Regions from separate parts of the Homo sapiens genome. Here region 1 is linked to region 2. A link is a contact called in ENCODE Hi-C or POLR2A ChIA-PET data. All regions are on one chromosome and are shown on one strand. The core of a region is the stretch at or near the end of the contact, and the rest is flanking DNA. Distances in the headings are between cores, read along the strand shown.

Region 1 (2,700 bases), core at 82-2,581, 310 kb before region 2:
AATCAAATGCATTCTTTCTGGCCCAATCAGCAGAGGCTTGGCAGAATAAAGGACTTTGGTATGAGCAAAAAAATCCAAGCTTAAATCTTACAATTGCCCCTTTGAGGGTCGTTGACTAGGCAAGTTTTACAGTGGTGTACTGAAATGAATACTGCCTCTATGCAAAGCAACAGGAGGTCACATTATAATTAGAATGCAATCAGTGGAATTGGTTATGGCTTGGTTTTCTTCCTGAAATGACAATCTATGCCACATCTGCCATTACATTAATATTTTCTGCATTACTAGAAGAACAGAGGGAGGGAGCTGGGGGGAGGGGGACGTCAGTGTCTTTCCACTGAGCAGCTGATAGAGTTGTCTTTAGCTAGAAGTCCGCATGAGCTAATCAAGGCCCAAACAGTTCACCTTTAAAATACCCAAACCATCTGGCAGGCTGTCCCATGATAAATCTCAATGATAAATGTCTCCGTTTTGATGTTACAAAGGAGCCGCAGACCTGCTCGGTTCTGGCACAGCTGAAAACATACTGGCAACAGTAGAATAGAACTCAGATGTCCCAAAATAGAGAAGTAAATCATTTTGACCTGCAGGGCATAATATATTTAGAGAAAGCCTGATTGTAATAAAAGGGTTGGACTCATCACAGTTTGTGCTCTAGGAGTGGCAATATATTTTTTGGTAATACTTTTCGGTTAGTGAAAACTCCAGCATGTACAATTTAAAAGCACTCATTCTTTTTCTGTTGTTCACCCCCTTGTTTTTGTGAGTCTTCAGGCATTTCCCTATGCCCCTTGTGAACTACAGCAGTCCCCTCTCTCCGGTTCTCCGACATCCTGCAGGGGAACTGTTGAGGCGAGCATGCCTTCAAAATGATTAATCTGCTCGCCTTTCAGAGGTCTGTTTTGCTGGGCCCATGGCCACTGCCAAGAAAGGACACACTGTGACCACCAGCACCAGGAAGCGAAGGCACAGCCTCCAAACTCAAGGTTAGCCCAGACCTGGTGCCGAGAGGGAATCGTAAAATAAATTATGCCGTGTGGTTTTGGAAGGGAGACTTTTATGTCCAGCCAAGCTTCAGAAACAAATTATGAAGTGGTCAGTTGGCCTTATTTATTTCATCTTTTTCCCCCACAAAGTTAGGAAATTAATTAAACAGGGATATGGAGTGTTAAGGGCAAAGTACGAAAGCTTCCCAATGCTAGTGGCCCCTGCCCCCTTCCCTGGCTGGCCTGAAGCTCAGAGTGAAGGAAGTCAGCCTACCACAGGCATGGCCAATAAAAACAGGGCCTCATCAGTTCCAAGGCTCCTGGGGAGCCGCCTGGGACCTTGTGACAACTGAGCAAAGCCCGGCCTCCTTCTCCACCCTGGTCTGGTTGGTAGCAATGGCTTGACCGATTCCCTCCACAGCTGCTGGGGTCACTTTCTGCTAACTAATGGGAAAGACAGACTTCCCATCTGCCCCCTGACAAATGGTTTAATAAAATGATTTTGCTCACACACCGAAAAGAGAAGCCAGAAACCAGCAAGGGAGGGGACGTGTCTCTAAGAAAAGGGGTTTCAATCTCATCCTTTTCATCTCCAGACAAGTTGAGGGAAAAGAGGGAAGGCAATTTCTCTGGGTGAGTAGAGTTGCGTGGCGTGGCAGAGGCTGTTTCAAAACTTCTGGGGGCCTGCAGCAATGAGAATGTGATTCCTCAGACTCTCAGGAAAATAAGTGCAAGTAAATTTGAGGTAACTATTTTCAATAAAACTTGAAAATATATATATGTATACTGACAGTCCATTTGGAGAGGAAAAGACACAATAATTCATTGGCTGTTGGCAACTCCATTGGAGACAAGTTACCCCATACCTTCCTTCTTGTCTGCCCTGGGCCAAACAACACATATCTAGTTATTTGACTATCTTCCCATAAGTCAGTTCTAGTGGTGCGGAGAGGAGACACCCACTGGATCATCGGCATCACCGGCTCTTTAATCATTTCTCTGGCTCTCACCTGAGTCCTTTCCAGGTCACTGACATCTTGGCTGATTCAGAAATGTGTAGAAAAGAGCAAGGTATTTCAGCTGACATTCCTGCAGGTTCACTGGGGAAGTAGAAAAGAAACAGTGGAAAGGGGCCCCTCTCTCTACTGGGTAAGAGAGTGCACGTGAGTGGCTATAGCTGAAAGAATCGCATCGTCACTTTCTTTCTGCACCATATGGTCTCTCCCTCTCATATCTGATTTATGACTCCCGATCACCACAGATCCTTTGGCTAGGCCACTTTCCACATGTCAACCTACTGTTGAATATTTGGATGCCAACATTTCCCCCAGGGAAAAGAAGAGACAAAGAATAATGATGTCTTTTCTTCTGTCCCCCACTGCCTCCCTACCATGTAGCGTTTCTAGTTTCTAGTTTGTATCATCTGACACAGGAAACCCAGGCTCTTTCTCTAGCCCTTCAAACGTGGCAGCTTCCAGCCATCATCTTCAATCAAAACATGCCCATAGGTTCAGGGGGAAAAACCACAGCCCATGGTAGGATGCTAAAGCCCTTAACTAACTCATCAATTCCAATCTACTAATTGGATTCCAATCTTCTCTTTTCACAAGGAACTTTTTGTATCAGGCAGCCCCAGAAAATAAATAAAATAAAATAAAGCAAAACAAAATGTCATCAGCACTATTGTATAGTACTATCTCTTACAGTTATGCAG
Region 2 (2,700 bases), core at 159-2,658:
TTAGGTGCCACTGTTGGATAGTTCTGATGGTTAGAGTTCTTTTTGTGTGTCTGTGAGACTTTGTGTGTCTTGCTGTCACCCAGGCTGGAGTGCAGTGGTATAATCACGGCTCACTGTAGCCTCAACCTCCCGGGTTCAAGTGATACTCCCACCTGAGCCTCCCAAGTAGCTGGGACTATAGGTACACCTTGTCCAGATAATTTTTTGTTTGTTTGTTTTGTAGAGACAGGGTCTGCATGTTGCCCAGGCTGGTCTTGAACTCCCAGGCTCAAGCAATCCTTCCACTCTAGCCTCCCAAAGTGCTGGTATAACAGGTGTGAGCCACCACATTTGGCCAGTTAAGAGTTCTTGCTATATTTTCAAACACTGAGGAAATCAAAGTTTGTGTCACTGAGCAATGGAATAATGATTGCTGGTTTATCTTTTCCTTCCTTTTGGGCCCCTCTATTTGCAGTTCATTGGTCCTGTTTTTGGCCTACAGAGTAGGACAACAGACACGGATCCCTCTTCCACATGAAGCCCTTCCAATATTGAACACAGTACCTCTGGCATCCCCCTTAGCTCTTCATTCTCCAGGCTAAATTCCCATCTCTCTCTACAGCTACACTGAGGACCTGGCTTTGAGGGACCCCAATCACCCTCCCAAGATGATCCTGTATGACTAACCTTGCTGGGTAGATGGAAATTTTTGTCTCTCTTGGGATAATTACCAGCATAGGGTGTGGTATGCAAAAGCTTACGCTATGCAGAAGTTATAGAGAACACAAAGGCATAAAATTAATGTCAGGGCTTCTAGGAACCTCAGAGATAACCCAGTCCCCACTCTGTTTGTAGAGAATCTGAAAGTCGCAGAACAAGTAAGTGGCAAAACCTGGTCAAAAGCCTTGGCCCTACAATTCCTAGGACAGAACAAACAGTTCTGCCCTACACTGCTTCCTCGGATGAAGACAGCTAGTACCTGACCTCTGTTTTCCCTGCTACAACGAGACTACCCCTGTGTAATTCCTCTACCTGACACTGGGGTGCACTGGCATGCCACCCGCCCCACCAGGCAGATCTGAATGTCTGCCAATGCTGGGGATGATTTACAGGGCCTGTCTGGGAGATGATTTTCCAAGAAAACACTCCATATAATTGGCCTTTGGTATATCTCCTCAGTGGTGATTTATTTCTGTCGGACAAGCCAAAGAACGTCTCTCCCCACCTCTGCAAAGCCTCCGGTCCCTGGCCTCAAAGTTCAGCAAGTTTCTGGCCAGAGAATGTTCTTCCTCTCCACCCACTCAGCCCTTTTTTCTGTGGTTTGCAATCTCATTTTGCTAAATATACTGAGATGCCCTGTACACAGCGGTCTGCAGTTCTAGAATGTGCCTGACTTCCTTTGGCTGGGAGCATCACTCATAAATCACTGTGCTAGCAGCTGCCATCCATTTATATCCATGACCTATCAGGACTGAAAGCTCAAGTTCTTCCACGGTGATGCCTTTTTCATTCGGGCCCCTCCACGAGAGTAAAACGCTCTCTCTCCCACACATATACACATGAGTATTTAGCTGTGTGGTAGCCACAGAGAAGGGACTTGGTGAACACTTACTGAATAGAGTGTATAGAAATATTCAAAGAGTAACTTTAAACTTGGCCACTTACTTACGAGTGTTGACTGACAATTGCATGCCTAAGCTAAACTGCTCTGAATACAAACCTGAATGATGAGTTTGATGAAGAACATTCTCAGTGGAGGAAACTAGGGCTTGTTTGAAGAAATAAACAGTGAATTTTCCCAGCCTTGCAAACAGCTTCTGACATTTACCAGCCCACAGCTGCTTTTTACCAGCCCCATTGACATAGCCATTCCCTAGAAGTCCCTGAAGGATTTCCAGAGGTAAGACAATCCCAGAGAAGGAAAGGCAGAAAGTATGGGTTGGTGAGAGTGAACTCTTTCCCAAAAGTTGGGAGGGGTGCTCCAGTTAAACTCACCCCACTTAGCAGGCGCCCCAGCAAGGAAGTGCTCTGAACTCACGAAGTAACTGGGCTTTCCTGAGAATGGGGTAAGGCGAGGAACTAGAAAAAAATCAGAATATGTGTTCACTGGTCCCCAGAAGAGAAATTTGGTTTTATGCATGTCAAGGGAAGTCTTTAAACTTGAGAAGACTATAAAATTGGGCGGGGGGTGGTGCAGAAGAGTGAAGCATGAGAAGGAGGAGGTGGGAGGAGTTGGTGACTGATCCCCATTGCTGGGAACAGCTGCTGGGGCAGATGCTTGTGTTTTGTCAAATATTCCTCTGTCTATAGAGGCTATCTGCAGGTGAAATCCTTCATGAGGAAGAGGATGGGGGTGTGAGTGTGAGGGAGAGCGGGGAGGAAGCCAGGATCACTAGAAAAGATGGCTATGTTTAGCTTACATGGAAACAAACACCTGAGGCCAAGTCTTCCCTGCAGACCAGGACTTTCCAGGCAGGACTGTCCTCCCTTGGCTGTCCCAGGCAGACCAACATCCCACAGCATTCTGCAGCAAGACGCTGGGAGACAGGAAAGAGACCGACTCTCCAAGGACACAGGGTCAGGGTAAGGCTTAGAGAAAGGAAAGTCACCATCCCTGTGAGGTAGGGGCCAGGGGAAAGTAAAGCGACCCCTCCCTCCACCCCAGCCCCAGCCAGGCCATTCTTCAGGAGTGTGTGGGGCGAGCAGACTTGATCTTGGCTG

The links. Hi-C counts contacts between places; a loop is a spot of excess contacts on that map. ChIA-PET counts read pairs that join two places held with the same protein, here RNA polymerase II (POLR2A). Pooled maps may share reads with other maps.
Region 1: a map of transverse colon shows a loop between it and region 2 (7-fold over the local background). The contact joins two enhancer-like sites. A Hi-C loop is called at or near these places in 1 of 168 maps with a recorded cell type or tissue (transverse colon) and 3 of 50 pooled maps. POLR2A ChIA-PET finds 5 or more read pairs at or near these places in 2 of 52 experiments (OCI-LY7 and T-cell).

What each region holds. Positions count from the first base shown.
Region 1 is chr10:76,395,887-76,398,586 of GRCh38, reverse strand. All of the region lies in intron 6 of LRMDA (leucine rich melanocyte differentiation associated), which reads right to left. Among named protein-coding and RNA genes, the nearest start is that of KCNMA1-AS1, 490 kb to the left of the region's middle. RefSeq lists an enhancer at 1-1,828. Within about 2 kb of position 1,331, at least 10 of the 41 ENCODE cell types and tissues checked have a DNase peak (open chromatin) inside an H3K27ac peak, as active enhancers do; they include transverse colon, where a contact is called at or near this core.
Region 2 is chr10:76,085,476-76,088,175 of GRCh38, reverse strand. The region is part of intron 5 of LRMDA (leucine rich melanocyte differentiation associated); the gene reads right to left. Among named protein-coding and RNA genes, the nearest start is that of MIR606, 530 kb to the right of the region's middle. Within about 2 kb of position 1,408, at least 11 of the 41 ENCODE cell types and tissues checked have a DNase peak (open chromatin) inside an H3K27ac peak, as active enhancers do; they include transverse colon, where a contact is called at or near this core.